Regions from separate parts of the Mus musculus genome. Here regions 1, 2, 3, 4, 5 and 7 are each linked to region 6. Evidence: chromatin loops called from intact Hi-C (ENCODE). Cell type or tissue: heart. All regions are shown on one strand. Each heading gives the region's core, and the rest is flanking DNA. Links, peaks and the distances in the headings are about the cores only. Region 1 overlaps Deup1 (deuterosome assembly protein 1). Region 2 has its middle 8.4 kb from the start of Gm35225. Region 3 has its middle 5.8 kb from the start of Mtnr1b. Region 4 holds the start of Gm39294 (a long non-coding RNA gene). Region 5 has its middle 3.2 kb from the start of Gm34973. Region 6 holds the start of Smco4 (single-pass membrane protein with coiled-coil domains 4). Region 7 overlaps Deup1 (deuterosome assembly protein 1).

The links. Hi-C counts contacts between places; a loop is a spot of excess contacts. Peaks named below come from ENCODE experiments on the same cell type or tissue, not always from the same donor. Only the 100,000 strongest peaks of a DNase experiment are listed, where the experiment ranks them.
Region 1: it touches region 6 in a loop (2.1-fold over the local background); 9 of 42 quality-filtered maps call a loop at or near these places.
Region 2: it touches region 6 in a loop (3-fold over the local background); 3 of 42 quality-filtered maps call a loop at or near these places.
Region 3: it touches region 6 in a loop (2.4-fold over the local background); 11 of 42 quality-filtered maps call a loop at or near these places.
Region 4: it touches region 6 in a loop (10-fold over the local background); 5 of 42 quality-filtered maps call a loop at or near these places.
Region 5: a loop joins it to region 6, with 5 times the contacts of the local background. A loop is called at or near these places in 21 of 42 quality-filtered maps.
Region 7: a loop joins it to region 6, with 5 times the contacts of the local background. A loop is called at or near these places in 2 of 42 quality-filtered maps.

Annotation. Positions count from the first base shown.
Region 1 is chr9:15,607,718-15,612,095 of GRCm38, reverse strand. It overlaps Deup1 (deuterosome assembly protein 1), which reads left to right. Exons shown (of 14, transcript NM_001373917.1): 3 at 1-111; 4 at 1,430-1,525; 5 at 4,185-4,316. Among named protein-coding and RNA genes, the nearest start is that of Gm39295, 4.6 kb to the left of the region's middle. In heart, for the core only: a CTCF peak has its summit at 2,349; no DNase peak of the experiment used is centred there.
Region 2 is chr9:15,660,664-15,665,041 of GRCm38, reverse strand. No RefSeq gene overlaps it. Among named protein-coding and RNA genes, the nearest start is that of Gm35225, 8.4 kb to the left of the region's middle. In heart, for the core only: a CTCF peak has its summit at 1,837; no DNase peak of the experiment used is centred there.
Region 3 is chr9:15,878,205-15,882,582 of GRCm38, reverse strand. No RefSeq gene overlaps it. Among named protein-coding and RNA genes, the nearest start is that of Mtnr1b, 5.8 kb to the right of the region's middle. In heart, for the core only: CTCF peaks have their summits at 2,149 (motif pointing right) and 3,900; no DNase peak of the experiment used is centred there.
Region 4 is chr9:15,432,083-15,436,460 of GRCm38, reverse strand. Gm39294 (a long non-coding RNA gene) reads right to left here and starts at 4,273. Exons shown (of 4, transcript XR_870550.1): 1 at 4,117-4,273. In heart, for the core only: a CTCF peak has its summit at 2,090; no DNase peak of the experiment used is centred there.
Region 5 is chr9:15,364,046-15,368,423 of GRCm38, reverse strand. No RefSeq gene overlaps it. Among named protein-coding and RNA genes, the nearest start is that of Gm34973, 3.2 kb to the left of the region's middle. In heart, for the core only: a CTCF peak has its summit at 2,262 (motif pointing left); no DNase peak of the experiment used is centred there.
Region 6 is chr9:15,491,635-15,496,012 of GRCm38, reverse strand. It overlaps Smco4 (single-pass membrane protein with coiled-coil domains 4), which reads right to left and starts at 2,581. Exons shown (of 3, transcript NM_001359604.1): 1 at 2,384-2,581. In heart, for the core only: CTCF peaks have their summits at 533 (motif pointing left), 1,757 and 2,533; DNase peaks (open chromatin) are centred at 1,892 and 2,482; H3K4me3 peaks cover 1,810 bases; H3K27ac peaks cover 1,275 bases.
Region 7 is chr9:15,559,117-15,563,494 of GRCm38, reverse strand. It overlaps Deup1 (deuterosome assembly protein 1), which reads left to right. Exons shown (of 14, transcript NM_001373917.1): 14 at 2,110-3,631. The coding sequence ends at 2,286. Among named protein-coding and RNA genes, the nearest start is that of Gm51703, 23 kb to the right of the region's middle. In heart, for the core only: no CTCF peak of the experiment used is centred there; no DNase peak of the experiment used is centred there.

The DNA of each region.
Region 1 (4,378 bases), core at 137-4,136, 120 kb before region 6:
AACAAGAAGCTAGACTGGGAAAGGAAGATGCGGGCTTTAGAGACACGGTTAGACCTTCGGGATCAAGAGTTGGCCAACGCACAGACTTGCTTGGACCAGAAAGGCCAGGAGGTACTGAGCACACATGTCAGAAGAGTGACCATGCACCAAACTCATTTGTCACAGTTCTGTCAGCAAATATGGTGTTAAGTGTACGCTATCAAATAGGTGCAGAGACTGAACTAAACCAAGTATCTCCTGATGGAGACAAACGTAACCACATCAGTGCTGCCAATAATGTGAACAGATGGTTAAGATACGTGTGAAATAACATTGTTTGCAAACAAAGGTTAAAATGCTTTTGGCTTTTGGTGGCCAAAGCTGTTTTCACTCAGCATTCAGGAGCATTCGCTGCTTCTGGTTGGCTAGGAAATATTTTGTAAACAACAAAAAAAGGCACATCAAGGATAAATTGCCAAAGGAGAGTATATGGGGGAAATTGTGCATGTGTATAGGCACATCCATGGATGCATGGGTTCACGTGCCTGCAGTGCCCACTTAGGAAGTTTTCCTCCTCTCATGGCTGCTCAGTGCTGAGCCAGTGCTCACAGGAGAATGTGGGGGTGCACAGGCATTGGGCTTAAGGAAGAGCACACACAGACGTACATGCCCGAGCCCGACTCTTCTAGGGGAGGCATGCAAGGAGAGAGCTCTCCAGTCAGGTCCACAGCATGGCAGGAGGCATGCAAGGAGAAAGCTCTCCAGTCAGGTCCACAGCATGGCAGATGCTTTCAGCAGCCACCTTCCGGCTCTGTTGACTTCTGGGTGGAACCTGATTTTGGCAAAGCTGAGGGATCAGGGTTTTGCAGGTGGATGTGGCTCTTGGTTCCTGCTTCCCTATGCAGGAAAGGCAGGTCCACTGGCCCTGGCATATGCAAGGACCTACAATGACACAGTTTTGTAAGTAGGCATCTTGTGGGCATTTAAAGAAAATAATCCAAAGTCTTAACAAATACTCTTAAACATTTTATGTTCTCTTTAATGTTAGTTCTTATAAATTATGGCAATTATCCATAGAGCCACTGAAGTGGTAAGGAATGAGAATCTTTGAGTTACATTAGCAGACGTTTTATGTAAGTAACAGTGGCACAGCCTCCCAAACAGATGATATGAAGTAACTTCTAAATCTTAATTTAAAATGCAACAGTGCCAAGGATCTTCTGTTAAACACACTTCCGCACTGTCCTAAAGCACAGCCCGGGGAAGGGCTGGTGCTGCCTGCTTTCTGTGAACTCAGGTATTAGTGCTGTCTTAAGAACTGCACGACAAACATTTGCCCTTGGCTCTGTGCAGCGCCTTTCCGAGGACGGCGCTTCTCCTTTGCACATTTTCTGATTTTCTTTAAGGTCAAATTCATAAAGAGCTAATGTAAAGTTTGTTTCTAATGTAGGTGGGGTTGCTTCGGCAGAAGCTGGACAGCCTAGAGAAATGTAATCTAGTAATGACTCAGAACTATGAGGGGCAGCTACAGACCCTAAAAGCTCAAGTAAGAGAATCTGTTCACGGAACTTTATATGTTTTGATACATATTTTAACCTATAAGATTGTGTTAGTTTTTAAAATTGTTTTACATACAAGCGAATGTTCTTGAGTCTTACTTGCATGTTTATCTCAGACTTTCACTATCTCATGGGTCCTGGTTTGTCTCTCTTAATAGACTGTCAGCTTAGATAGCATCTGCACTGCCTTCACTAGTGGCAGAGTACTAGACCAATAACTTTCTGTTTCTCTCGAGGCAATTTCTTGTGATTATTAGTTATGAGAACAACAGAAACTGAAATTCTCTTCTGTGGCCGTTTCCTGACCGGGATAGGCTGGCTTCCACAGTGACCTCAAACGCAGGTGCTTGCTACTACGAACTAAGCAGCTGAAAGCAGCAAATGCTCCTGCTATGATAGGTTGTTTATCAATGGCAACACATGCCGCGAAAGGGGTGCTGATTTCCTGGTCACTCATCTCTGCAGCCCCTACTAGGCTCTCCTCAAAGTCTTGTCGCCTACCACAGATATCCCATAGAGCAGGAATCGCCTCAGCACTGCAGGCCCAGAAGTTGCTGGGGTTTAACCTAGAGTATAAGTCAGCAGGGGAGGTGGCTTCATTCTTGAACTCTTACCACTATCTTTTCTTAGAAAGCAAAGATTTCATATGACGTAAGCTAGTCAAAGGGCCTGACGCATTCAATGCTCCTCCATAAGCACCTTTGTGAAAAGGGGAGTCACCCACTGAGAATGGAATAGGAAACATAAAGCCACTGACTTAACTGATAGGATCTTACAAAACTAATGGTTTCCATTTTGCCTGCAATTCAGGCATGTTCCACTAGAAGGCAGCTTGTATTACAAAATTTCTGATCTTAGACCAGAGCATCTAAGACCTATGGCAACCAAGCTTGGCTTTCCAGACCCCTGCTTCCCCCTACAAAGATGGCAACCTAAATCTGAAGTGATTATGCAGAGAAGCTGGAAGTTAAAGGAAAGACAAGACCAGTGTGTTACTATGTTTAAAAACTTAAGGCAAATGTGTTGCCAAGATGATTCAGCAGAAGAGATTAGCTCTTCAACAAACTCCCTGCTAAAGAACGCACTAGGAGAAGCAGATGAGATGAACTCAGAGTCTGGCAGCAGCAGCTCAGCAGCCAGCTTACTTACTTCATTCAGCACAGAAAGAATGAATAAAACCATAAACAGATACTCAGAAATCTCCTCAGATGCTACGACATGATGCTACAGGCATCCATGGAAGTCTGACACACCAATTGCGTTAGTGAGATTGTTGGCACAAGATGGCATTAAGTAAAAGTAAGGATATTTCGTGTGTGTGTGTGTGTGTGTGTGTGTGTGTTAAACTGTTAGCTTTGCTGCCTACACAGTTAAAACAAACATCAAGTGAATCAGCTCACTGAAGTTAATGAAGGCCCCGATTTACAGACACAGAAGAATCATGTTCAGCCTCGGTAACAGTTTAAATATCAGGTCCCATCCCCAGCAATTAGGACTTAAAAGTCTTACTGCACTTTCTCATCATGACTTAAGTTTTGAAGAGCTATGTGACAAAAAAACTAAATAAATAAAAATACTGTGGGAGCCAGCTGTGCTTAACTGTGACTGTCTCCTGGCCTCTGCATATCCATAACTGTTACTGTCTCCTGGCCTCTGCATATCCATGGCTGTTACTGTCTCCTGGCCTCTGCATATCCGTAACTGTTACTGTCTCCTGGCCTCTGCATATCCATGACTGTTACTGTCTCCTGGCCTCTGCATATCCATGACTGTTACTGTCTCCTGGCCTCTGCATATCCATAACTGTTACTGTCTCCTGGCCTCTGCATATCCATGACTGTTATTGTCTCCTGGTCTCTGCATATCCATAACTGTTACTGTCTCCTGGCCTCTGCATATCCATGACTGTTACTGTCTCCTGGCCTCTGCATATCCATGACTGTTACTGTCTCCTGGCCTCTGCATATCCGTAACTGTTACTGTCTCCTGGCCTCTGCATATCCATGACTGTTACTGTCTCCTGGCCTCTGCATATCCATAACTGTTACTGTCTCCTGGCCTCTGCATATCCATGACTGTTACTGTCTCCTGGCCTCTGCATATCCATAACTGTTACTGTCTCCTGGCCTCTGCATATCCATAACTGTTACTGTCTCCTGGCCTCTGCATATCCATGACTGTTATTGTCTCCTGGTCTCTGCATATCCGTAACTGTTACTGTCTCCTGGCCTCTGCATATCCATGACTGTTACTGTCTCCTGGCCTCTGCATATCCATAACTGTTACTGTCTCCTGGCCTCTGCATATCCATGACTGTTATTGTCTCCTGGTCTCTGCATATCCATGGCTGTTACTGTCTCCTGGCCTCTGCATATCCATGACTGTTACTGTCTCCTGGCCTCTGCATATCCATGACTGTTACTGTCTCCTGGCCTCTGCATATCCATGACTGTTACTGTCTCCTGGCCTCTGCATATCCATAACTGTTACTGTCTCCTGGCCTCTGCATATCCATAACTGTTACTGTCTCCTGGCCTCTGCATATCCATAACTGTTACTGTCTCCTGGCCTCTGCATATCCATTACTGTTACTGGTCTCCTGGCCTCTGCATATCCATAACTGTTACTGTCTCCTGGCCTCTGCAGTTTTCTAAGCTAACCAGTAACTTCGAAAAGCTGAGATTACACCAAATGAAGCAAAACCAAATTCACCGAAAGGAGTCCTCCAGCAAAGAAGAACTGCCCTTTGAGCTGAGCAGTCTGAACCAGAAACTAGAGGTGAGTGCACAGGCCCAGTGGCTTGTGTTCCTAAGGTGGTTTGCTGCAGATGTGCAAGAGCT
Region 2 (4,378 bases), core at 146-4,145, 170 kb before region 6:
ACAATAAACAGTACAGGATACATTCTAGAAGGTCCAACAAATGCTACGTGCAAGCCAGGCGTGGTGGCACTCACAGTCACGAAGCCTTTGTAACTGGCTCAATGTCACAGACAGGTCTGTGAGTGTGGGAGTTGGAAGCTGAATGTCTTCATCTATGCAACCAGAGGCCATATTCCCTTCACCTATAACCTGCGCCACGGCTTCATTCTGTTCCTGCTCTCCCTTTGCTCCATGTGCACGACTGAACTGTGAACTCTTTGCCTCTGCCAAGTGTCCTCATTGTGACCTGCTACCTCAAGAAGCCAGGAGAGCCAGAAATACAAAAGTCAATCTAGAAAAGGCTTAGTTTAGAAATTAGGAAGGAAGGCTACGACAAGGTCACAGATATGCTGGTTCCCACTACATGTCCCTGAAAAATAATTAACTTGCAGCTTCAAATAGGTAATATGGTATGGCATAGAATCAAAAATATCACATGAGCAAGTTTTTGGTCCTTGCTCACTAAGAAGACCAAGCACAACAATGTTTATTTGAAGGCAATGTGTTAGTTCACTTTCTTTACTGTCATGACCAAATCCCTCACCAGAAGCAGCCTAAAGGAGGAAGGAATTACTACAGCTTACAATTGGAGCTTACATCCCATGAGAGAAGGCAGACATGGAAGATAGAGCAGGAGGCTGCTGGTCACTGTCATGCTGTCAGAAGCAGAGAACAGACGACTGAGCTCAAAGCGCCTCTTAAGTGACCAACTTCCTCTATCTACACTTCACCTCCTAAAGCTTCGACAACATTCCAAAGCCACATCTGAAGCTGGAGCCCATGAGCCTAGGGGAACCATTTACACTCAAACAGCAACTGCTAACAACAAACTACCAAGTGAACTGCGGTGACACAAAGCCAACCCTGACAGTACCCAATGCACCAGCCACATACTGTGCTCTTTCAATAATGAAGCACTCCATGAGAAGATGGAAGATAATTCAACTGTGAGCAGATGCCCACTAAAAGCTTACTTGAAACAGTATCTGAGAATGAGTCTGAGAGACTTGCTAGTTTTTCAGACCTTTAGCATCTTGGAACCCTCTCCCAGAACCAAATTGGGTCACTTCTGAGGGAAGACTTCAGGCCACGGTTGGACCTAATGGGGAGCATTTGAGAAGCATCACTTAACATGACAAATGCCTTTCATTCCACTGAGAGGAAAAGTTCATCACTCCATGTAAACAGTATCTGTTTCCTTTAATCATTTTGATGCCCAAAGAGCTTTTTTGCTTCATCTCAGCCGCCAGGAGACTCACAGCTACAGTATACTATAGGAAGCCTGTGACTAGTGGACTTCAAGTGCCAGAGCCAATTGTGTATCTACTGTTTTTAAATAGTTTTATTATCTTTTAAAAATATAAACATTTTAATATATTTCTAGTATTCTATGTTTTTCTAGGATGTTTGAGGAATATTAGGTTAAATCATTTGAAATTGTTAATTTCCTGAGACAGGATCTCACTACATAATGCTGGCAGGCCTGAAGCTCACTCTGTAGACCAGGCTGGCCTGAAGCTAAGACTCTCCAACTTCTGCCTCCTGAGTACTAAGATTAAAGGTGTGTACCACCACAGCTGGCTGTTAAAATAATTTTCCAAGTCTGGCTTCACTGAATTGGAGCCATTAATTCATGTACAACTTTTTCTACCTTGGCTCTGGTCACTGATTTTTCTAAAAATAATTGAATAGAGTTTCCTAACGACTTCTAATACTTTACATCTTCCCCTCTATTAATACTATGACCTTTGAATGACACACACTCTCCTTATGTTCTGTTCAGGTGGTATTTACATTTCATCTTGCTTTATGCTGACCTGGTGGTGGCTTTTTAGCATTGCATGACGACAGTCCTAAGGTCATTCTTGGATGCTTTCCAGATTTCTTAAATTAAGTGAAAGATATGTTCAAAGGACGTCCTTGACTCCTGTCCTCTCTGGCTTGGAATTGCTTCTCTTAATGAAGCGACTATCTACCCTGACTTTGAGGCAGATAACCTTGAGGTCATTTTTTCCCAGACTCTTCCTTTCTTTGTTCCTTACAGTCAATAACATTTACACTGCTTTAAGAATGGTCCATTTCGGGTCTAAGTAACAATGTGACTTGTCAGTGTAGACAGCCCCTCTCCTACATGGAAGCAGTAGATAGGGTTCAGGTAAAATCGGTCCAAATGGAAGTCATGGTTAAGGTGGTCTGGAGTGACACCTGATGTTCTATATCAATATGTATCTGGTGCTGTTGGTCCTGGATGGCAGTTGTAGTAGCAAGAATGTAAACTCTCTGTAGACCTCTGGTGACCTTTAAGTGAGCCAAGGTTCATCACCAGCAAAGGCAAACATGCCAGTCTGATGCCATTGCCCAGTTCCCAGCCCTTGATTGGTGGAGTTTTCAGTGGTTCTCTACTCCCCTTCATCATTTCAGAGGTCTTATCAGAGGTCCTCATCCCAGGGGTCTCAATGTGGCTTCCTCACTGTGGCAATACCATGAATTCAGTATGTTGAAATTCTCAACTTAAATTGTCTATAAGATAATCTGAACAGCCAATTTACATCAATAATGTGTCAGTGTCCATTTGGATTAGGGTGTTAATTTCTGTTTAAAAGCAAAAGTCCTTAGTTTGCATTCTTTTTCTACCATTCAACAGCTATTGATCGCATTAAATCCATTAGTGCCAATAGACACTGAATAAAGCCCCCCTCCAATGATGACCCTTATGTCTAGACCTGGAAATGTTACCTTTTATGGAGAAAGAGGCATGAAAACACCAGGATCCTGACATGAGATCAACTTGAGTTTTATATGAGATTACAATGGCTACATTGTAATCATGGGGGTCATCTCAAGTGGCAACTCTGGTGAAGAGAGAAACAGATTGGAATAATACAAGCCAGGTCAATCTCTAGAAGCTAGAAGAACTAAGAAATGGGTTCCCACCTTCAGGATTAAAGAAGGTAGAAGAATAGGATAGAAGAATCGGCCACACCAATTCCTCCATGAAGATATATGGGAGGAATTTGAAGGAATAAAAGAGAAAGGAGGGATATTATATGTATTAGGGTTGTCTAAAGGAACAGAACGAGGGGCCTGAGGTTGCACAACAATGGCTGTCCAATGGAAAGTCCAAGAATCCAGGAGTTGTTAGTAGATGTTCAGTCCACAAAACTGATGTCTCAACTGGTCTTCAGTGGACACTAGAATCCAGGAGAAGTATGCTTTAATGCCAGTAAAGAAATGAACTTGCCAATAAGAGCAATAGCAACCAAGCAAAAAGCAATTGTTTCTTTCTTCCGTGTCCTTTATACAGGCTGATAGCTGATGGCGAGGCCTAGATTAAAGGTGGACCTTCCCACTCCAAATGATTTAATTATGAAAAATCCCTCACAGGTGAGACTTACCCACTTGGATTTTAGTTAATTCTAGATGTACTCAAGGTGACAACCAAGAACAGCCATCACTTTATGTAATTATTTTTTATTTAAAACTAAAAATAGACTTGCAAAACAAGATATGTGGTATTGCTTCTCTGATATAAACCCTACAAATAGTTCCCAATATCCTTAGCTCTAGATTTTTTTTTCGAGACAGGGTTTCTCTGTGTAGCCCTGGCTGTCCTTCTTAGCTCTAGATTTTAAGTTGTTACCCCACCCTAGACAGTCCCATCAACTCTACCTCTATTTCTAAGCTTATCTGAATCTTGCTACCAGCCCTTGGCCACTGTGCCCCAAACACAAGGGTTTTGTTTGTTTGTTTGTTTGTTGTTTTGTTTTTGTTTTTTGTTTTGTTTTATTCTTTTTTATTAGATATTTTCTTTATATACATTTCAAATGCTATCCTGAAAGTTCCCTATACCCTCCCCACCCCCACCCCCGCCCTGCTCCCCTACCCACCCACTCCCACTTCTTGGCCCTGGCATTCCCCTGTACTGGGGCATATAAAGTTTGCAATACCAAGGGGCCTCTCTTCCCAGTGATGGCCGACTAGGCCATCTTCTGCTACATAAGCAGCTAGAGACACAAGCTCTGGGGGTACTAGTTAGCTCATATTGTTGTTCCACCTATAGGGTTTCAGACCCTTTCAGCTCCTTGAGTGCTTTCTCTAGCTTCTCCATTGGGGGCCCTGTGTTCCATCTTATAGATAACTGTGAGCATCCATTTCTGTATTTGCCAGGCACTAGCATAGCCTCACACAATTTTTTATCTTTTCTGTTTTTTGCATGCATTGATCTTTTTCTGAGCTCAAGGTCTTTAAGCTTAGGGTTCCTCTGTCTGTGTTGTGTTTTCTCCCTGTTGCTCACTTGTCTAAGCAACAATCTTATTTCCTGTTGTGTTGCCATCACAAG
Region 3 (4,378 bases), core at 190-4,189, 390 kb before region 6:
AATATAAACTAGGAGCCAAAGATGTGAAGTGTCTTGCCCAAGGTCTCTTAGCTGGTGATCATCAAGCTGGCCTGCTTGCAAAGTTGGGGTTTTTTTCCATTTCTTTTCTTTTGAGTTGTTTGTTTGTTTGTTTAAGTGCATTTATTAAAGCTGTCACCAAGAGTTCATGAGGCTTGCCACTTTCTGACACTGGTCTGTGCATTAAGCATCCATTGTACGCTTGGTCACTACAGTTGGCCACCACAGTGAACTGTAATGTCACTGTAATGCTCTTCCACAGAAGATATGCCATTCTTTTGAGACTGGAGAGCCACTGTGTGGTAGATATGGGCATAATCCAGATGCCTGGATTTCAACATCTGCTTTCTCCCTGCCACACAAAGGTGCCCCATCAAACCAAAGGAATGTTTAGAGCCCCTCGGTAGATCGTAACACACTAGCGTTATGCTTCCCAGTGCTTCTGACTCAGTTTCATGCTGCTCTTACAGATACCAATAGAAAGGATGGGTGACTGGTAGGGAAAATAACTTCTAATAATATGGTAATATGATACTGAGGTTGACACAATCAGTTGTTTCAAAATAGCTAATGTATCCTAAATATTTCCAACTTAGGCAAATAATAAATGTGTTACTCAGCTTCTTGTTAGCGTGAGAAATATTTGACAGGATTAGGATTAAAGGTTTCTTTGAGGTTCTAGTTTTTGATTGCACAGATTTCGTTGCTCTTTTAGGTCTCAGATAAGGATGCTGAATGTCAGGGAACATCGTCAAGGAGTAAAAGAAAGATGGGAATAGAGCTTTAACTCAGTAGGAGAATCCTTGTCTAGCTTGAATGATGTCCTGAGAGGGGAGAGAGAAAGGGAAGGAGGGAGGAGAAGAGAGGGGGAGAGAGTGAGAAAGAAGAGGGAGGGGAAAGAGATGGACACACACACACACACACACACACACACACACACAGAGAGAGAGAGAGAGAGAGAGAGAGAGAGAGAGAGAGAGAGAGAGATCAATTTGGTATAGTCTCATATGACCTGAGACTTCCCAGTTGGCTCTACACTTGTAAGTGTCACCATCTCCAACCAGTGCCACCATAAAGACCACCAACATTCCAGATCCAAAGTCTCTTTGGCTGGTGGCTTAGACTCTGAGAGCTACCAGGGGTCCAGGTTAGCTGACATGGTTGGTCTTCCTGTGGCGTTGCCATCCCCTTCCGTTCCTCCAGTCCTTCCCCTAATTCTTCCATAGGGGTCTTCAACCTCAGCCCAATGCTTGACTGTGAGCATCTGTCTCAGTCAGCTGCTGGTAGAGCCTTTCAGGTGACTGCCATGCAAGGCTCCTGTCTGCAAGCACAACATAGCATCAGTTACAGTGTCAGGGATTGGTGCCTGCTCATGGGATGGATTCCAAGTTGGATGGACCTGTCACTCACTGGTCCACCATTCCTTCAGTCTCTGCTCCATTTTTGTCCCTGCATGTCTTTTAGACAGGAACAATTCTAGGTCAGAAATTATGACTGTGGGTTGGTATCCCCATCCCTCCCCTGGGGGCCATATCTATCTACTGCAGGTAGTCTCTGAGGGTTTCATCTCCCCACTGTTGGGCATTTCAGCTAAGGTCACCCTTATTGAGTCCTGGGATCCTCCCTCATCCCAGGTCTTAGACTTTCCAGAGGTCCCCCTGTTCCCTCACACCTACTAGCTGCATGCTTTTATTCATTCTCCTGGTCTTTGGCATTCCCTCCTGCCCCCCCCCCCCATAACTGATCCTGCCCTCTTTTCCTTCCCCCTCCCCTCTTCCACCTAGGTCCCTCCCTCCATCTGCCTCTCATGATTTTGTTCCTTTTCTAAGTGGGATTGAAGCATCCTCACTTGGGCTTTCTTCTTGTTTAACTTTTTAGGGTCTGTGGGATGCATCATGGGTATTCTGTACTTTTTAGCTAATATCCACTTATCAGTGAGTACATACCATATTTTTAAAACACAGTGCTGGATCAGACAAAGGGCATGGTTGAAAGGGAAGAAAACTGTTGCCTTAGACTACCGAGTCCCTATTCCCTCATTTATCACACACACACACACACACACACACACACACACCTGAATTTCCAAGTTCAGTTGTATTTTTTCATTGCTACCACTAGGGGGCACAGGTGCCCACAGTAATGTGCAAGTCTTTTTTTTTTTTTTAAAGCAAGCTCGTTCTTGAAAAATGGGAAATGCTTAGCTGAATTAAATAAGGCCTTTGGGCCATTGGGTGGTGCAGCAGAAGGGTGGAACAGTGTGGACAGGAGAATATGGGAATCACAGAGGAGGCGGATTGAAGGGTGGAGAGAGGTTTTACTGTTACAGCAGATGTGAGATTAGCACAGCATGTGTAGGTCACATGACCTCCCTAGGGGATGCCAGTGGGCAGGCTGGGTCAAGATGCACTGGGCTCAGGTTGAAGCCATATATTTTTTAGATTTATCTCATGTTTCTACATTTATTGCTTCATGATTTACTTCATTGGATGGAAGGACTTTATTTAAAAGATGGGGGTTTTCATCTATTTGATAATTCTTCCATTTAATCAGAATACAACATTTGTATACAATTGGATGAAGTTACCACATCTATGTAAATATCATCTACCATTCAAATTTTGGACAGCCCTGCCCCTAGTCAAAGAACTGTAGACAACAAATGACTGCTGGGAGTAGAGTTGACCTCTCAAAGATAAGCTACCTTATCATTGTCCACTGCAAAGTGGTCATCCCTGAAAGGATATACATACAAACAAGAAAATGAGCTCACTCATCACACTGTATTTATATATCTTTGTATACATGAAGATACATAGATAATAGATTAGATAGATAGATAGATAGATAGATAGATAGATAGATAGATAGGTAGGTAGATAGATAGATAGATAGATAGATAGATAGATAGATAGATAGATAGATAGATAGATAGATAATAGATTAGATAGATGGATGGATAGATACATACATACATAGATAAATGATTGATAGACAGATAGAAACAAAGATAAATGATAGATAGAAACAAAGATAAATGATAGATAGATTAGATAGCTAGATGATAATTAGAATGATAGATGATAGATTATAGATTAAATAGATAGATATATTAGATAGATAATAGATAGATGATATGTAGATTAGATAGATAGATAGATAGATAGATAGATAGATAGATAGATAGATAGAAAATAATAGTAATGAAAAGAGGCTACCAACTGGCTGGAGAATGGGGTTGCATAGAAGGGGTTGGAAGAAGGAAGTTAGGAGAGTGGTGTCTATTTTCAATTACAAATGTACTGAAAGAAAAAAGAGAGTCTCTCTTCAGAGAGAGACAAAGCTTATTTGCCAGAGTGCTTGCCTAGCATGCACAGAGCCCTGGATTTGATTTCCAGAACTTCAGAAGCCAGACGTTGTGGTGTGTACCTATAATCCTGGAAGTTGAAGGCAGGAGGGTCAGGACTTCATGGTCATTCTTGGCTCTATAGCAAGCACAGGGCTCCATGCGCCCTGTGAACTTGGGCTGCCATCTTCAGGAAGAGAGTGTGTGACAGGAGACAAGAGTGAGCCACAGAGAGAGGCACAGGACAAAGTGCTGAGCCATCTCTATTGGTGTTTCTTACCCCACACTTTGTTGAGGCTTGGATACCTCAACAAATAAGCTTAAATGCTTACCCTATATTATTTATATAAATGTATGTGCTATAATGTTATAAAATGTATATGTAAATTATTTTATACAATTAATTTACAAATTCTATATACATATTAAATTGCCTGATCTTTGACTTATTAAAATTAAAAGTAGTTTAGCGTTTGCTAGAGGAACATTACTTACAGTAAACACTAACCCAACATAACAAGAACAGTGCCTCCTATCAGTTAGTGAGAGAGTTGCATCTGACCATTGGAACACAGTCTGTCCCTCTAGTTTCTTTGGATCACATTTCTAGATGTTCAAAAGCATGGTTTCATCATCAGTTTAGCTCTAGTGCATGGAATTACAGTGGAAAGCACATACATAAAAGAGGTAGATCACATCAAAACTAGGACTTTAGTCTCATGAGACCAACCTTTGTCCCTTCTAGCCATCACCTCTTTGGAGTTCGCCACCTATGACCATCTCTGCTCTAGGAACCGAGCTTCTAGAAGCAGAGCTTCTAACAGCAAACACCTCAGAGAAGAAGTTGACAAGAATCTTGACCTTAGAACAGGCTGCAGATATCTAGTGACTCTCTCAGCAGATTCCCTGTGCTAGGGATGACTCTAAAGCTCTTAGCCTCGCTCTGAAGGACTACCTGGTTCAATTCTCTGTCCACTTCTCTAGCCCATGGTCTGAGATCACTTCTTATAGAAT
Region 4 (4,378 bases), core at 228-4,227, 60 kb after region 6:
TGTAAAGAATGAGATTATGCTGGGCGTGGTGGCGCACGCCTTTAATCCCAGCACTCAGGAGGCAGAGGCAGGCGGATTTCTGAGTTCAAGACCAGCCTGGTCTACAATGTGAGTTCCAGGACAGCCAGAGCTATACAGAGAAACCCTGTCTCGAAAAACCAAAAAAAAAAAAAAAAAAGAATGAGATTATATGGCCAATTGTTCTTGTGTAAAGCCTATAATCTGCCTGGGATACAAATTTGGGGTGGCATTGCCTTAAAGGGTCTTGTCCAGGCAGTCCAGGATGGGTTCTTAAATGTCCAAGGACAGTGCTTCAAAGGAACAGTATTTTCTCTTAACTTGAGTTATATATTCATAAACAATTGCAAAATTTGAGAATTAGCAATATCTAAAAAAGGAACAATTTCAAACAATTGTAAGCCGATATGTGTGTGTGTGTGTGTGTGTGTGTGTGTGTGTGTGTGTACATACATATATATTGGCTATCAGTATACAAATTAAAGCTTGATTTTTCAACATTTCAAAACACTGGCTATAGCATGCAATTCAGTTATCTGTGCTGAAGCAAGAGGGAGCTCAAAAGTACAAGCATGTGACCCAATCACATATACTTCTCTTCCATAGAAGGACTGTTTTTGAACACAGTAGATGTATTCTTTATGGGATGCATGCATTAATTTATAGGAAATGCAAAAGCATGCATAGAAGCATTTTTTAACAACTTGTCTTTTAGATAATGATTATCAATTTTGCCTAAAATATTTACTATGCAATAGACCAAATATCAATATTCTGGAATAACTGATTTAATTGCTGTTTGAAACAAGGAATAGACATCTCATCAGGTTTTTAAGACATTCTTTCCAAAAATACCTTCATGATTCTATCCTACAAATTTTTATTAACACCACAATAGCTTCATAATAGGATGTTAAGACTTTACTTGGAGATGAAGAAAGATGAATCCACATTAATGCTCTCTTTTGCCAAAGAATTGCTGTGGGCACATTGAGTAATAATAACTAACATTTGATTACAAGTGCTAACAATTGATTACAGAAGCTTCCTCTACTTTCTGCAAAGCTATTTGTCTCTCACCAGTTAATTTGCATCTCCCTTGCTAACATCCAACAAAGCCTTAAGTCATCCTGCGGTGAGCTTAAAGTGAGGTCTTAGCCAATGTACATCTCCTGGAAGCTTTTGAAAATAATTTGAAGTAAGCAAATCCTCATTTCTTTCTCAAATTTTCTGTGCCAAAATTTTTCTAGGATATAATTGAGGCCCTAAATATTGAAAAAGATATTACCTATGGGGCTGGAGAGATGGCTCAGAGGTTAAGAGTACTGACTGCTCTTCATGAGGTTCTGAGTTCAATTCCCAGCAACCACATGGTGGTTCACAACCATCTGTAACGGGGTCTGATGCCCTATTCTGGTGTGTCTGAAGGGAGCAATGGTGGTGTACTCATATGCCTAACATAAATAAATAAATCTTTAAAAAAAAAAAAAACGATATTACCTATGAATCTTTTCTGGAGCAACAACTATTCCCCAAAATTTTAAATCTTGTTGTGTAAGAGCAAAGGTTTGTAGTAAATTTCCCTTCATAGGCATTAGCTAATAAAATACTTTCCATATAAGAAACAATATACACTGAAAGACTCAAAGTTCTAGCTTCTTGTATTGAAGTTGAGACTAATTTTTTTTTTTTTTTACATAATGTAAGGCTATTAGCCATTCCTAGAGGCAAAACTTTCCAATGATCGCCCGCGAAAAACATGCACACGGGACACAAGATCCTTCCATAGCTAATCTTTTATTACATGTTGATGAGAAAAGACAAAGAGGGCTCAGAAACGTGTTGGCTTAAATACCCGCTGGTGTGACGTGTCTAAATACGACTGGTAGCTTCACCCACGATCTCATACACCCCAGGGATTGGCTAGTGCCCCAGGGGATGGGCTAGTGCCCAGGGAAATGGGCTAGTGACTTTGGCGGGCTTTTGCTCCTAGTACATGCGCACATAGCTTGCTCTTTGTTTAGGTGGCATAAGGCACTGCGGAGCCAGCGCCATCTTATGATGGTAAATGTTATTGCGGCTCTCCACAGATCACAAGCTCACTAGAAGCAAACCCTTTACAATGATCAGAATGCAAAGGAAAAAACAACCTTCCATATCCATAATAATTCTATATGGAGTGGGCAGGCCAGAATGCAATAAATACCCTTAGAAGTTCCACAGCCTCATTGACCTTTCATAAAACTTAAGTTTAAGCTTTATTTTGAACACCTGGATAGATATTTAATAATGTTATTTTGGCTTAAAAATAATTTCCTGGAAGCAAGGAGAGGCAAGGCTCCCCCAAAATTCCATAGGCAGGGTTTGCAAGACAAAAAAAAAAAAAAAGATTCTACTGTCTGTCTATGCCTCTAATTTTTGGACAGTCTTTCCTAAGATGATTTATACTTAAAACATTCCTTATCACCTCAGCGCTGTGAAAGCATTGCTTGTATGTACTGGAGTCCCCTGCAAGGCAGCAGCCATAGCTAGACTCTGATTGTATGAGGGTCCAATTTCTGCACAAAGATGAATATATCCAGATAAGCCTGTCTTTGCTTTGTATGGCCGGAAGGCTGCAGGGAGCTGCATTAGCACTCTCATAAGATGATTACTCTTGTAATCATCTTAATTACAATATATGGGTGAGTTTAAAATCCTAAGCTTGTGATCAAACTGCAAACTCCAGTCAATGGAACACTGGCAATTTTAACCATATTTTTTTAAGTTTCTTTTGCAATATTAGAGAATAACCATAACTTTTAGAAAGCAAAACCCAATTTTAAACAATCTATTCTCTTTAAAGGCAATACCAGAAGCATCACTTTCACATTACAAAGTTTGACTGCCAGTTCTTACATATGAATGCATGACACTGCAACTTTTAATGCTTCATTAAAGAGACACTGTTTTAAATCTTGTCCCTTATAAGTCTAGTTTCTAGGATAAGAACTACATAAAATATTATCCCAACATAGAAGTATCTTTAGAGGCCTGGTTTCCTGGGCTGGTTCATGCCACTTATTGTTGTTTAAAATGACTCTGACCCTGAATTACCAGTTTTAAGCTAACTTTCTGCTACCAAATCATACCTGATAACTTACAAACCAATACTCTATGACCAAGACATGCAGAGCATATTTATACCTTTAAGACCAGCCAGAAACCAAATGAAGCTGTTTCACAGATCTTATAAATTTAGACCAGACAAATAATTTTTATTTACTAGGTATAATTTCAAGCGAAAAAGTACTTTGTCATTTGCTGAAACCAGTAATCACAATTGCAGAGATTTTTCTAGAAAAAGACAAGGATCAACTAATTTGCCTTAGAACTAAGAAGCTGCTGACTCCTCTTAAAAGCAGCTTTTCAGCAGGGCCTCTCCTGCTGTGCTTGACTCCTGGCTAAGGGTGTGGGGCAACTGAGACTGAATCAAGAGATGGATAACCAGCAGATAAAGTTTTAACCAATTTTTCTTTTCAATATAAAACATAGAACAACAGCCATTCAGACAACAAAACAAAAACAGACATGAATTGACATGTAGACCAGTTGGTGCACAAAAGACAGATACTACAGAGAGGGTAGAGAACCTGATGTAACCGGAACTAAGGATGTCTCCTGTAGGGGCCAGAGAGGAAGCAGGACGTCTCCCGATTTCCTTCTGTCCCTGGGATAGCTCTGAAACCCATTTTCTTCTCTCTTGATCCCTCTCTCTCATGTCATTTGTATACCTAGCATATCCCACGGCCCTTTTTTTGTGTGTGTTTTTGCTTTGTTTGTTTGTTTTTTGTTTTCTATTCTTTTTATTTTATTTTATTATTTTATTTTAAGCCCTACTCCTCCAGCCTGATGCAGTTCTTGACTGTGGAAAAATGCCTGTTTAAAATTTTCCATTTTCCAGTCCCATTTTCCACTGTCAACCCCTAGCTCATAGCTCATACCAGCTCTGGGCCAACGCTGACTCAGTCTAGCCTGTATCCTCTTTGCACCCTTTCGATCAACAGCCTTCAAAAGATGAAATTTGTAGCGCTAACATTAATGTTGTATGTTGCTTACCGTGCAGGATACATCTTCTTCTGTTTTCTGTGAAGCCCAACCAAATCAGTGTCCCTCGGTCGTTCTTTCCTTTTTCGGGCCACTTGTTTTGTGCCACCTGTAGCTGCCAGCAGCTCTGGGTTACTTGGTTCCTGAAAGCAAAGTTGGGGTTGAATGGAAAGGCAGCAAGAGGAATAAGGAGCCAAGACAAAGTTCTCTGATAAAGGCCCAATGTTTACTTATGAGTCTGAGCTTGTAAGGGGCGAAGGCAATCCCCCACTAT
Region 5 (4,378 bases), core at 84-4,083, 130 kb after region 6:
TCAGGAGACTGTGATACCTTGAGCTGGTAAACTCCTATTTGCCACTTAAGTGGTTACCAAATGGCCTGGAGCATGATTAATGTTCAATTCGAACTCTTGAACAAAATAATGAAGGAACAGGCTTGAGGTGGAGATTCTTAAACAATTCATCACTGCTTATTCTACTTCCTCTGTGCAGCTCACTTTCTGTTCTGTGTTCATCCTGGCTCAGCTGTGGGACCCATCAGATGATAGAGGAGTGTAAATGCTTGTGTATATATGCGCATGCGTGTGTATCATAACGGGGACACACACAGTACTGAACTATTCAGAAGACATGTCAAACAAAATATGCTCTCCAACACATTCTGCTGAGCTGTACATCAGCACCTGCATGGCTGTTAGTGTTCATCTTCTTTACTGGCCAATGCCCTAAGGGGTTCAGTAGTGCACAGACCTTTCTGCTGTGCTGGATGCTACAGATTATTTTTCAAAGGTACACAGTTAACTAGCAAAAGTTACAGCCATCCAGTGGTTTAAATTATATATGAAATCGTAATAAAAATTTTAAAAGGTAACCAATACTGCCATTTGTATTTAATTTTGTAACATGTGAAAGATAGTTTGGGGGTTGTTCTTGAATAATGTCAGATCTTTCCTTACCTGGACTCTGTATCTGTCTAGCATCCAATAAAACCCCTGCTTTGATATGTCTCTTATACTACAGTAGGACTTACATTTCTCCCAAAGCTTGGGATTGGATTCAGAGATTTCTAGGGGCATCTGGGTCAAGGACTTAATAGAAAAATCTTTATCAGCCAAGACTTCACTTTGAAGTTCTCCAGAAATACAGAGTAGTTCTTTCCCCACAACCATGTTCGGTGAGTATAATACAATTCAGGATTTTGCACAAATGTGTTCTGTGGCATCTTATTTCAGAGTCCCCAGATGAATGGGTAAAAAACGGTTGATTTGAAGCACTGCTGCAAAAGGGGGTCAGAATTTCAGAGAGAAGCTCAGGAGTCAGTGTTTTCCCTAAGCTCCCTAGGTAAATCCTCCATATGCTGAACTGTGAGACTCTCTTGTGTGTTGGTTACAAACACATGTTCTAGAGTTACCTGAAGTCCAAGTGTCTAACCTTCCCTGGGTCTTACCATCCCATCCACACTTTGAAAACCTACTTTATGTGTTGAAAGTGAAATGAAGTCAAGAAGGTGAAGTGTTGAGAGCATGCTTCTCTCTCAGGCACACTGCTCTCAGGGATCTTATTAAAATGCAAATTTGGAGTCAGTAGATATGAATCTGGGCCGTCAATGAACTTCTAGTAAGTCTGCTACATAGCCAATGCTACTGCCTTCTGTCTGCACTGTAAGTAATTACCAAGCACATTCTCAACGCTCGTTATCCCTCCCATGATTCAGCTAGGGAAAGATGGAGTGTGTGTACTGTTTTTGTTTTTGTTTTTTAATTTGTCTTTTAAAAAACATGCAGATACCTGGGTTCTTATCTTAGAAGATGCTGAAAGGTGTCCCCAGGATGGAAATCTAGAGGCTCGGCAGTAATCAGCATCCTGTGTGATATTGTTTTATAGCCAGTGGGGGATTGACCAGGCTCTCCCTACTAAAAATTCTTACTCACTATAGTGCCAGTTTACAGGGCTCCTGTCTGAGTCACCACATCAAAAAGGAAGAAGGAAAATTTTGTCTCCAGAACTCAGATTTCTCTGGACCCTCTAGCAATTGCATGGCCAGCTTCCACTGATCCCCACTTTCATTGCTTTGAAAATGATATTAATACATTTAACTTTTATAAGTCTGTTTCTTCATCTGTTAAATAATTTCTCTTTTGTTAATTTACATGAAATTATTAATTTAAAACTCTGCACCAGACAGGTATTGTAAGGATCAAAGAAGACAGAGTGGATGAAATGCACAGTGCGGTGCTTGCCACACAGCAGGCACTCAATGCTAGGCTATATCATGTACACATGTGCCTGTGTGCCCCCCTGGGGCAGAATGGGCGTTTAGACACATTTAGATAATGTGGCAGCTAGACAATGATGGCAATGCCATAGTAGACTTGATACCATTGACATTAAGTTGTTCTTTGTAAGCAGGGGAGTTTTGGGAAATGTGGGGGAAATTCTGGGGCTAGGATGTAGCTCAGGGGCAAAGCAAATGCCTCCTGTGTGAAGCCCTGGGTTGAATTCCCTAGAACCACAAGTCAGTTGAAATAAAAATTAGTGAGCAAACATTCCAAAGTTTGTCTAGTCTACCCTCTAGTGGTGAATATTTTAATCCTCAGGGCTAATGTGTGTTAAGCTCTGATGCCACTTCCTACAGTTTATCTTCTCTGCCACACAGGCAAGACAGTGAGGCTAGAGCCTCTCATTTTCCAGTCATAAAGCTTCATGATCCCTTTTCAGGGTCATGGTGGTTTGAATAGAAATGGCCCCCCTAAGCCCATACTGAGTGATACTATTAGGAGGTGTGACCTTGTCGAGTGGGTGTGGCCTTGTTGGAGGAAGTGTGTCACTGGGGGCAGACTTTGAGGTCTCAAGTGGTCAAGCTATGCCCAGTGTGGCATTCCCTTCCTGCTGCCTGGAGATCCAGATGTAGAACTCTTAGCTCCTTCTTCAACATCATGTCTGCCTGCATGCCACCATGCTTCCCACCAAGGTGATAGTGGACTAAACCTTCAAAACTCTAAGCCAGCCTCAGCTAAATATTTTCCTTTATAAGAATTGCCATGATCACAGCAGTAGAAATCCTCAGACAAGGACCTAGGCCTGTGAATCCTTGAAGTTGAACTTCACCAACCTCACTAAGACTGTTTACATTACTTCCCTATGGGAATGTCAGAAATGTCCATGGCAAGTCAGACGTCCAAGAGCCCCGGGCTCTTCATAGGCTTAAGAGCAGAAGATGCCAAATGCCAACAGTGTCTCTTCTCCCTCAAAAGTCACAATGCCTGTCTAGGATCAATACCTCAAACCAGGTAGGCACAACCAAACTGGAATACAGGTCTCAAAGGAAATCTGTTCTTTTTGACAACACGTCCCAGGTTCCCCATTCATGCTCCCTTGCCTCTCCCATTTTCTCCTAGGTTCTACTTTGGAAATGTTCCCATGTCCTGCGATGGGGATCTACTCAGTCTTCATACATCTCCTTGCCTTCACTAAAGAGCTAAAGACATCATAACACACCATAGTGTCACTGAACCACTAGGCCCAGATAAGAAGACAAGTGTTTCTTTTCAGCACATTACCCCTTTAAACCACCACCAGCAGACACTATGCATGATTCCAGTGTCTGCATAAAATAAACAAAGTCATCACATTGTGCTACTGTTTCTCCAGTGATTGGCCTGAGAGCTGAATTATCACCATCAAGCTCATTCTAGAGATGAGAAAAATGAGGAAGTCCAGAAGGTTTTCTGGGTATAAGTCTTGTTGGTAGCAACAGTGGCATTCAATCTTTATCTTCTAGGCTTCAAAACCTAAGGTTCACGGTGCCAGCAAGCATTCAGGTTCAAGATTCACCTTCTGAGCTAGAAGGAAAGGTAGTTCTATGATGGCAGCACAGGACAATAATGCTGGTCAGATCATTCCTAAGATGCAAATATCATCAAGTGTCCTTCGTTTAGGAATATGTCAAGTCAAAGATGATTCTCCAGTGATGCTCTTGTCTTAAGGAGGGTTTCCATTGCTGTGAAGAGACACCATCACCAAGGCACCTCTTTTTTCGTTTGTTCGTTTTGTTTTTTCGAGACAGGGTTTCTCTGTGTAGCCCTGGCTGTCCTGGAACTCACTTTGTAGACCAGGCTGGCCTTGAACTCAGAAATTCGCCTGCCTCTGCCTCCTAAATGCTGGGATTAAAGGTGTGCACCACCACGCCCAGCTCACCAAAGCACCTCTTAAAAAGGACAACATTTAATTGGGGCTGGCTTACAGGTTCTGAGGTTCAGTCTAGTATCATCATGCAGGAAGCACAGCAGCGTCCAGGCAGGCATAGCACTGGAGGAACTGAGAGTTCTACATCTTCATCCAGAGGAAACCAGGAGCAGACTGTTTCCAGGCAGCTAGGAGAAGGGTCTCAAAGCCCACCCCCATAGTGACACACTTCCTCCAACAAGGCCACGCCTACTCTACAAGGCCACACCTCCTAATAGTGCCACTCCCTGGGCCAAGCATGTTCAAACCACCACACTCTTAGAACCAAAGCTTTATCACATCAGAGTGGGACAGTGTGTGGTGGATAACATTGAGAGGCTGGAAGGACTCTAGGAGTTAGATCTGGAAAGAAGAGACAGGTACTAAGGAATCTGCCATAATCCAATTAAAGAATTACCACTGTGGCTGGAAACACAATGACATATTTTCATCTATTAATCCTAATGT
Region 6 (4,378 bases), core at 230-4,229:
CGGCTCTCTGAGTGCAGAGATACTGCTGTGACACAGAACTGTGCCTCTTGGCTTTGCTTCCTCGGAAGCCAGCAAACTGAAGCCCACTCTTCTTCACACAGCCTAAAGAGCATCAGAGGCTCAAGTGGAAACTGTCCTGAAAACATGGTTCTTGCTAATCTAGCCGTCTCTGTATAGTCACATTCATGCATATACACATCACGGATATTTTAAGGACTGAACGGAATTAGTGAAGCCCTGTGTTTTTAAGGTATCATTTCACCACCATCTTAAACTGAAGAGATAGTCATCTACTGCCACTTCCAAGGAACTAACAAAATTGTTTCAAGGATTACTGAGAATGACATGGTCAAATCAAAGCTGATGTAGGTTCTGAAAGCTGAAAATGGAAATGGGCAGGGGAAAAACATTCAGTTATGATAAAGCAAGAAAATCACCCCTCGGGTTGGAGAGAGAGCTCAATGGTTAAGAGCACTGACTGCTCTTCCAGAGGTCCTGAGTTCAAATCCCAGCAACCACATGGTGGCTCACAACCATCTGTGATGTGATCTGATGCCCTCTTCTGGTGTGTCTGAAGATAGCAACAGTGTACTTACATATAATAAATAAATAAATAAATCTAAGAAAGAGAGAGAGAGAGAGAGAGAGAGAGAGAAAATCCCCCCTCACCTTACAAACTAAAGCTTGATCATTAATGAGCTGCTTAGCCCAATTACTGCGATTGCCCTCAGGACCAAAAAACTTTCCCCAGTCCGGGTGAGAGGCTGCCCCAGAAGAAACGGAGGAATAAGATAGAGTACTACATCTTACTGGAATAAGCATACACTATTATGTAAACTATTTGTAGTGGGCTGCACCCAAGCGTACCTCATGCATACATATTTACTATTTGAATGTGGAAGAAATCAGCTTGAAACATCACATGCAATTGGGAAGCCAGCCCACTACATATAGCTGGACCAGAAGAGGTAGCAAGGATGCCGTTACACAGGATACTGAGATGTGGACATGCCCCTCAGGAAGGGCCCCATCAAGCCAGCTGAGCGACCACCCCAGGCTTGAACGCTACAATAAGAAGCAATTCATGCCCATGGATGGCATGTTCAGTATGGTCTCAGCTCTAGAAGCGACTTTATAGCAAAGACCAGTAGCCCATAATACCCACTACCTTCGTGAGTACAGCACTCCAACGTACACCTAGTACCAGTTACGACTTTCTTGCTTTGTGTGTTCAATCTTTTTAGCTCCTGTTTTCTTCAAAGCTATCCTAATTTCTTTCTGGGGGCAAGTAGAAACATTTGTACACATGAGAGACTGCACGTCAGACAAGGCTACACTTCAGGCTATCCTCGGAAACCTCCTCCTGCCTTCTGTAAATTATCTGGCTTTTTTCTCCTATTGCACAGATTAGAACACTGAGGTCCATAGGGCTCACCCAAGGTCATGTCCTGCTGACACATCTAGACTCTCGCAACGACTCAAGAGGCCCATGGCCTGGGCCCACAGCTATGCTCCACTGCACTCAAGGAGGCATGGAGGTGATTTGAATACTAAGCGTATTGGGGACGGGCCATCAAGTTCATCAAGGGGCACCACATAGGTTGTTCTAATAACGCACGGGCATCTGTTGAAACCTTGTTTGGGAAGTGGCCAGCGACAGACAGAAAATCAGAGGCCATGTCTCCTAGCCACACACTATGCCTAGATGTGCTGTGCAGCTTTGAGAAGCTGCTGGCCCAGCCCGGAGAATCTCTTAAACGCTAGGGGGCCGGGAGTTTCGCACTGAGCCGGGAATGAGAGGTTGGGTGGGTGTGCGTGCTTCATGCGGTCCCATCCCACTCTCTTCAAACACCCTGCACATACCGTCCACTCCGCGGCCCGCTCAACTTCCCCAGGACAAACGCACCGCAGTGTGAGGTGGAGGAGGCACCGGGAGGGGTGGTCCTGGAGCCCGCGACGCAGCAAACCACGCTCAGCTCCTTCCCCACGGGGACCCCGAACGCCACGAGGGGCCCCCAACTCTCGGCCGGGCCCCTGGGCCGCAGCGGGGAAGAGGCCAGCCCGTCCCCGCCGCCCCGCTGGGTTCTCCGCCACCCGCCGCCACCTGCAAACGCGCGCCCCTCTGCGGGCCGCGCGTGTCCCCGCGTGTCCGCGCGGGGCCGCCTTCCCACGCGGGGCCTCGGCCGCCCGCGCCGCACTTCCCGCCCGGCCCCCGAGGCCAGCGCGCCGCCCCAACTTTTCCCGGCCCGGCCCGGAAGGCGCAGCGGTGAGCGCAGAGCCGTCCCGCCCGCCAGCGCGCTCCACCCGCGGCGCCCCTGCCCCCAGCACCAGCACGCGGAGGCCCCGCTCGGAGCCGCGCGGTCCCCGCAGCCCCCGCGCCCACCTGCCGCCGCCGCGCACGGCCGGGTACGTGGCAGGGGCCGCCGCTCGCCCGCCTCGCCTCTGCTCGCGCCTCGCGGGCGGCTCCGGGGCGCGGGACCGCGGCTCCAGGCGCCCTCTGCCGCCGGGAAGCCGAATCCTGCTCCCTAACCCTAACGCGGGGCCGGGCCACGCGGCACCCTGCACCCTGCGGACGCCCGGCAGGCCAGGCCGCCTAGCCCGCCGGAGGAGGAGACGCACGCGTGCGGTCACGCCCAGAAGGCAGCCAGGCCTGAAGCACCCTGTGTCAGGGAACCCGTAAATGGCAGGTGGCGGTCTGGGTTGCAAAAGCGAAGTGCTTTCTTGCGTGCTCCACTGCTAACAGGCCAGGTGCACTCAGATGCGCCTCCGCCATTGTTGAGGGGAGAAGGGGAGGTTTAGGGTCCCTGTTCTTGAAAATGGGTATCAGGTTCTACATGGCGGTCCCGCCCTGTCAAGCGGACTGTGACCAGAAGCACTGGCTTCCCCACGAGGTCACCCTTGAAGAACTGTGTTCAGGTAGCCCTTAAGTACATCCATACCTGGCGCAGGTTAGAGAACAGGTTAGTGTCCAATGGCGGTAGTTTGTTCTGTGACCTGTGCCTGGGGTTTATGAGGAAACAAAATACAATCACAGATCTCCTCCCCTAAGGGAATGTTCTGACCTGGGTTTGTTTATTTATAATGTTCAGCTTGTTATAAATAAAATGGGACTCCTTGTCCCTTATCAGTATTAAAGCCCCATAAGGCCCTAAGCTAAATGTTATTAAGGACTTTTAGCCAAACACATTTGGGTTTTAAATCAACCTCTTAAAAGTTGAGACGTCTTAGGAAAGCTAATCTCCTTTTGCCAAAAATGAACTCATCCGTAAGAGTCATAAAACCTTCTTCCTGGTATAGTCATAAAAACCTACTTGCCGGTGTTATATTTGAAGATATACAGAGATCATATACAGCGCTTAGCATAGCCCTGCCTGGTACTCATTCGTATTGTTACTCTTCCAGTGCAGGGCGAAAATACACATGTAAGAAGACTACTGGGGATCTAACGAGATGACTCAGTAAAGTACCTACCACCCAAGCGTTAGCACCTAAGTTCAGATCCCTGCACCCCCATAAAACCTAGGTATAACATCGAGAGAGAGAGAGAGAGAGAGGGAGAGAGAGAGAGAGAGAGAGAGTGTGTGTGTGTGTGTGTGTGTGTGTGTGTGTGTGTGTGTGTGTGTGTGTGTAATCCTAGGGGAGACATTCAGATCCCTGGCCAGCCAGCCTAGCCAAAGGCTGAGGTCTAGGTTCCGTGGGAAACCCTGTCTCAAGAAAACAAGACAGCAAACCATGGAGGAGAGACAGTTGATTTCCACATCTTCAGGCACTTGAGGATACGCACAGAAAGAAATAAAGGCTATTTTTTAAGGTTAATTTTGTTTGAGGCATTGGATCCCCTGGAATTGCAGTTATAGGAGGTTGTGAGCCACTTGTGGGTGCTGGGAGTGAAACTCAAGCCCCCTGGGGGAGTAGCAAGTGTTCTTCTGTGCTCTCTCCAGCTCCTAGGAAGGCTATTTTCCCCCCACTGGGGACAACCTTAACACCACAGGTGGTGGCTCAGTCACTGACCAGCAAGGTCAACCTTGGAAACAGCTGTCTCAGTCCCTCCTCCCCTGAGTCCTGGTAACACACTGATTTGTTAAGAGCTGAGACTGTTGACCTGGTTGTCTCCAGAGCTTCTGTGACCGGTCATGTAAGAAGGAATGGCCCAGTCTATGCGGCAATCTCTAGAGCACCAGACCGTTTCATAAAGGCACAGTGTAGATAGCAAGCACACAGGGATCATCTCTTTAGTATTGTGAGCCCTAGAGTTAGAGAAACAATTGTGTGAGCAAAGTTCTTGTCCTCACGTGTGAGCTCTGGTGAGTGAGACACACACAGATGTCCTCCATCTAGGGCAGAGGGGGACCATATGCAGCTCCATATGAAATCTGTA
Region 7 (4,378 bases), core at 206-4,205, 68 kb before region 6:
GGTTCTCAAGTGTTAGGATGGCAGGCATGAGCCAACAAACCCAGATACATTTTATACATGACCACATACCTGGTCATCCCACAGAGCATCAAGATGAGTCCTAAGTCCCTGAGCTGAAAGAGTTTAGCCAGGAATGCAGACCACTTCCAGTGCAGAGAAAACCCTCCCCTCTCCACAGTGCGTGGGACCCTGTGAAGTCTAGAAGCCACAGTGTTCTTGAGGGGTGGCACATCTCCTGGGCTCAGGTGGCCTGAGAGTCAACAGAAGGTACCTACGTAGCTCTCAGTGAGAGACCCACTCTGCTATTAGACCCATTTGTAATATCCTCTGGGGTTGCCAAGGACATAAGATGGGGCAGGTAACATTGTGTGCCTGCTAGATGCTCTGTGTCATCCTCAGTCAGCAGCAGGAGCGAGAGTGCACAGCCTCACTCTGGGCTTAAACTTCTGCAGCACCACCTCCCCCCGAGGCTTAGGAAATGGACACGGTATTCTCTCCACAGGATTTACCACTCGCCTCACCTCGGTGGCAGGATTTCTGACCTATCCTGAACCCACTATGGAACCCCACGCCCCTTTGTTCTAGGCCTGCCAGCCTTCTGTGCTGCCCAGTGATAGCATCAGGTCATTCTATCCAAGAACACAGAACTTTTGTGCATGTTAACTTGTACTCTACATGGACACCACACAACCTGATAACATGTCAAGGCCCTGGGTCTTGTGTGGGGCTTTGTTTTACCCTCTAAAGTAGATGCATATTTTCAAGCCTTGAGTTCATGGGCTTTACTAACCTGATGTTAGTCCACGGGAATGATCTTTTGAGTGTCCGTATGGACAACGGCCTATGGAATTCACTGTGACACACAATCAGCCCAGGATGGGAATGTGGTGTCAACAGTGTCTAACCCACACGTGGGCGGCTGCTTCTGATCCTCTTTGCCCTATGTTTGCAGGGCAAACACACTGGGCTCAGGGTGTTTGCAGACACTGCATGTTCCAGGCTGTTTCCTCAGGTTTGGGAGGAGAGGCTGCAGCCAGTGCAGAAGTACAGTTGGGATTTAACACTTGGATAAGGCTGCTCTGCCGACACCTGCTATGATCACGAGTTTTTATGTATTGATGAACTAAAGTTCTAACCAAGTTCACTTCCATAGGGCTTCATTCTTCCTAACAAACAAAAGTAAACGACAACAAAGGCAGCCTAGTGCATTGGTGCATACCTGGAAACCAGCTAGCACTACTGTGGTTAAAATAGGATGATCAGGAACTCAAAGTCATCCTCACCTACCTGTCAGCCTGGGCCACATGAAACACTGTCTCAGAGACTAGTGAGGAGGAAAAACAACAGAAAAAAGAACTGGAAAATTAAAAGATAATTTAAAAATAATTCTCTATTTTAAAAATAAAACTAATATTGTCCTTTGTTCCATAACATTTTCCTTCTTGCTTAAATATACACTAAACATGTCACAAGCTGTGACATTCCCCCACAGCTCTCAGCCAGGCACACTGGACATCACTCAGATTTCTTCCTCTAAGCCTGACTCGTGAGGAAGAACTGAAGTCACACACACACACACACACACACACACACAGAGAGACACACACACACATGCACACACACATGCACACACGCACAGGCACACAGGCAAGCAGCTACCTCCACCAGGATTTCCTCAGCCAGCCTCCTCCCTGACAACTCTCCTAAGCGTTCAGGCCCCTCATCAAACCTATCCTGATTTCTGTTTCCTCATGAGCCATCTTTATGCAATCTGCTGCATCTTCACTTCAGATTTGGGACCTGCCGTGTTCTGGAATGCTGGCTTGTAAGTCAACAAAGTGTGTTCTGCTGGGATCTCTGGTCCTTACATCCACCTGCATTTGTAGCTGGTCACTGCAGTTTTCTTTTCTAGAGATCTTTAACGGGTTGGTGCTGAGATGTCTTAAATCCTTGAGAGTTTCAGTAACATGGACTATGTTACAAGAGGAAGAGGGCTCTGTCCAAAACTCAGTATTTCATTAAGCTGCAGAGTTGACTGTCAGAGAAATGCATGCGTCCAGCTGTAGTGCTCTGCACTGGTCTAGCCTCACTTACCTCTCCTCTCTCCAGTCTCCACCAGATATATCCTTCCGGGCTTCCCTAGCTGCACAGCACTTCCTGATGGAGGAAGAGAGGCGGGCCAAGGAGCTTGAGAAGCTGCTCAACACACACATCGATGAGCTGCAGAGACACACCGAGTTCACGCTTAACAAATACACCAAACTCAAGCAGAGTAGACACATATGAGCTTTGCACCTTTTCTGTTTGCTTCCTCTCCAGGAGAAAAAGAAAAGCTTCCGAGAAACACTTGCAAAGCGGACTCATAAAACCGAGAAATCTGGCTTAGTTTCCACAAGTAAATCACTTCTGTAAGGCAGCTAGAAAACTAGGATTTTGTTCTATAAAGCTGATTCTGTTTCTGCAGTCCACATACTAATTGTTCTGTTAGGATAGCATAAACATGCATAGCCCCAAAGGGCTTCTTTCCTGTCTAAGGAATGGCTTGGGATTATAACAGAATTATTTCTGACTTTAATCATGTATGCTAAGGTCCCATTGCCTGCGTATCAGGCAGCAAGAGAGGGAAGTGCTCACCTCCCAATGTGAGGAAGCTGAGTGCAGCCAGTCTGTGCTGGGCACAAAACCCAAGGACTTCTAAAGTGGGAGGACTATGCAGACACCTAAGATTTGTTTCAGAAGCAAACGGAATGTCTTTGCTGCTTTTACATTCTCTTTTGTAATATTCTTCCTTAACACCAAGGACTTTGTGCAGTGTGCACAGTAACCGTCACTGTGCCAGAGTCATGCTGCCACTGAGACACAGCAGATGCACAGCTTCATGCTGCCTCCGTCTGTTTCACCACTGTTTGTGATACAATAAAGGAATGCAAAACTCAATTGCTTTGCAAGAGTGTCCAGTTTCTACAGAAGTAATAGCAAGATGATGAACAATGAAATTCACATAACAAATACACAAGGATGATAAGCCAATACCCTGAATACACACAGAGACAAGAGACACTTGCTATATAGTATGCATGTATGCCCAACACACACACACACACACACACACACACACACACACACACACACACACACCACATATCAGCACCATTTAAAGTTAGGCATTTGATATCAGCAAAGCTAGTGTGTTAGGGGTCAGCATGGTGCCTCACTGAGAAAGAGGGCTTGCTGCTCAATCACGAAGACCTGAGTTCAGGTCCAGGCAACCATGTGAAGAGACAGAACATGGCGATACATACCTGTAAGCCTCATGCTATGTGTGCAGAGACAGGAAAATCACTGGGGCTTGCTGGCTGCCAACCTAGCTCCAGGTTCAATGAGAGACCCTTTCTCAGGAAAGGAATGTGAAGAATGGCAGAGCAGAACACCTGAAATCACCCTCTGGCCTCTGCTTGCACCCACAGGTAAACACGTCTTCATATGCATACACTTGAAAACCAGTAAAAAAATAAAAGTACCCTGTAGTAAGCAGGATAGAAGCAAACATGTGGATTTCTGACTCTTGGCTCTCACTATAATGGCATTTCCTGTAAGCAGGCAGATGGGAAATAAAGATACATTCAAAACATCAGAGGAGTTCCATGCCTTTAATGTGCCCACAAAAGCCCCTTGTGAGGAAAACCATAGTATGTGTGGTACCTTTACATTATGGACTAGGTTCTAGCCTGGGCACAATAAAAATAAAACACTGCTTTAAGCCTTGAGGTTGATCCTGCACTGTTGTGGATTTGGCTTATTGCTTGTATTATGTTAATTGGGTTCCTGAAATTACCGGAATTTCCATGTCTGCATGTAGGATGCTGAGGGTCCTGCCTCCAGCTGGGCTTTGATTGGTAAATAAAGTTGCCAGCGGTTAATGGCGGGGCAGGGAGAAAGAGGTGAGACTTTTAGGATTCCCAGGCAAGAAATACAGGAGGAGGAGGAGGGCACCATATGGGGATGGGGGTGGGGTGGGGAGGGTAAGGTCCAGGCCTGAGAAGTGCAGGACAGAGAGACAAAGAGACTGCCAATGTGTAAGAGTCAGGGATCAGGGCCCAGGAAGGCTGTAGGCCTGTGTCCAAGGTAGCAAAGATGGAATATAGATTTTAATAAGTAATAATTCAAGAGTATTGTAGGGGAGGTGTTAGCAATGTAAGTTTGGGAGTGGCTCAACCATTGAGTTGTCTAAGGCATATTAAAATAGAAGACTGTGAGTGTGTGTGTGTCTTGCATTTGAGAATCCAGAGCATTGGGGTGGGTAGCAAGGAATGTGTTGGCTGCCAAGGGAATTAGAGTGGATTAATGGATTAAGCAACTACAACAGTATTGCACTGCA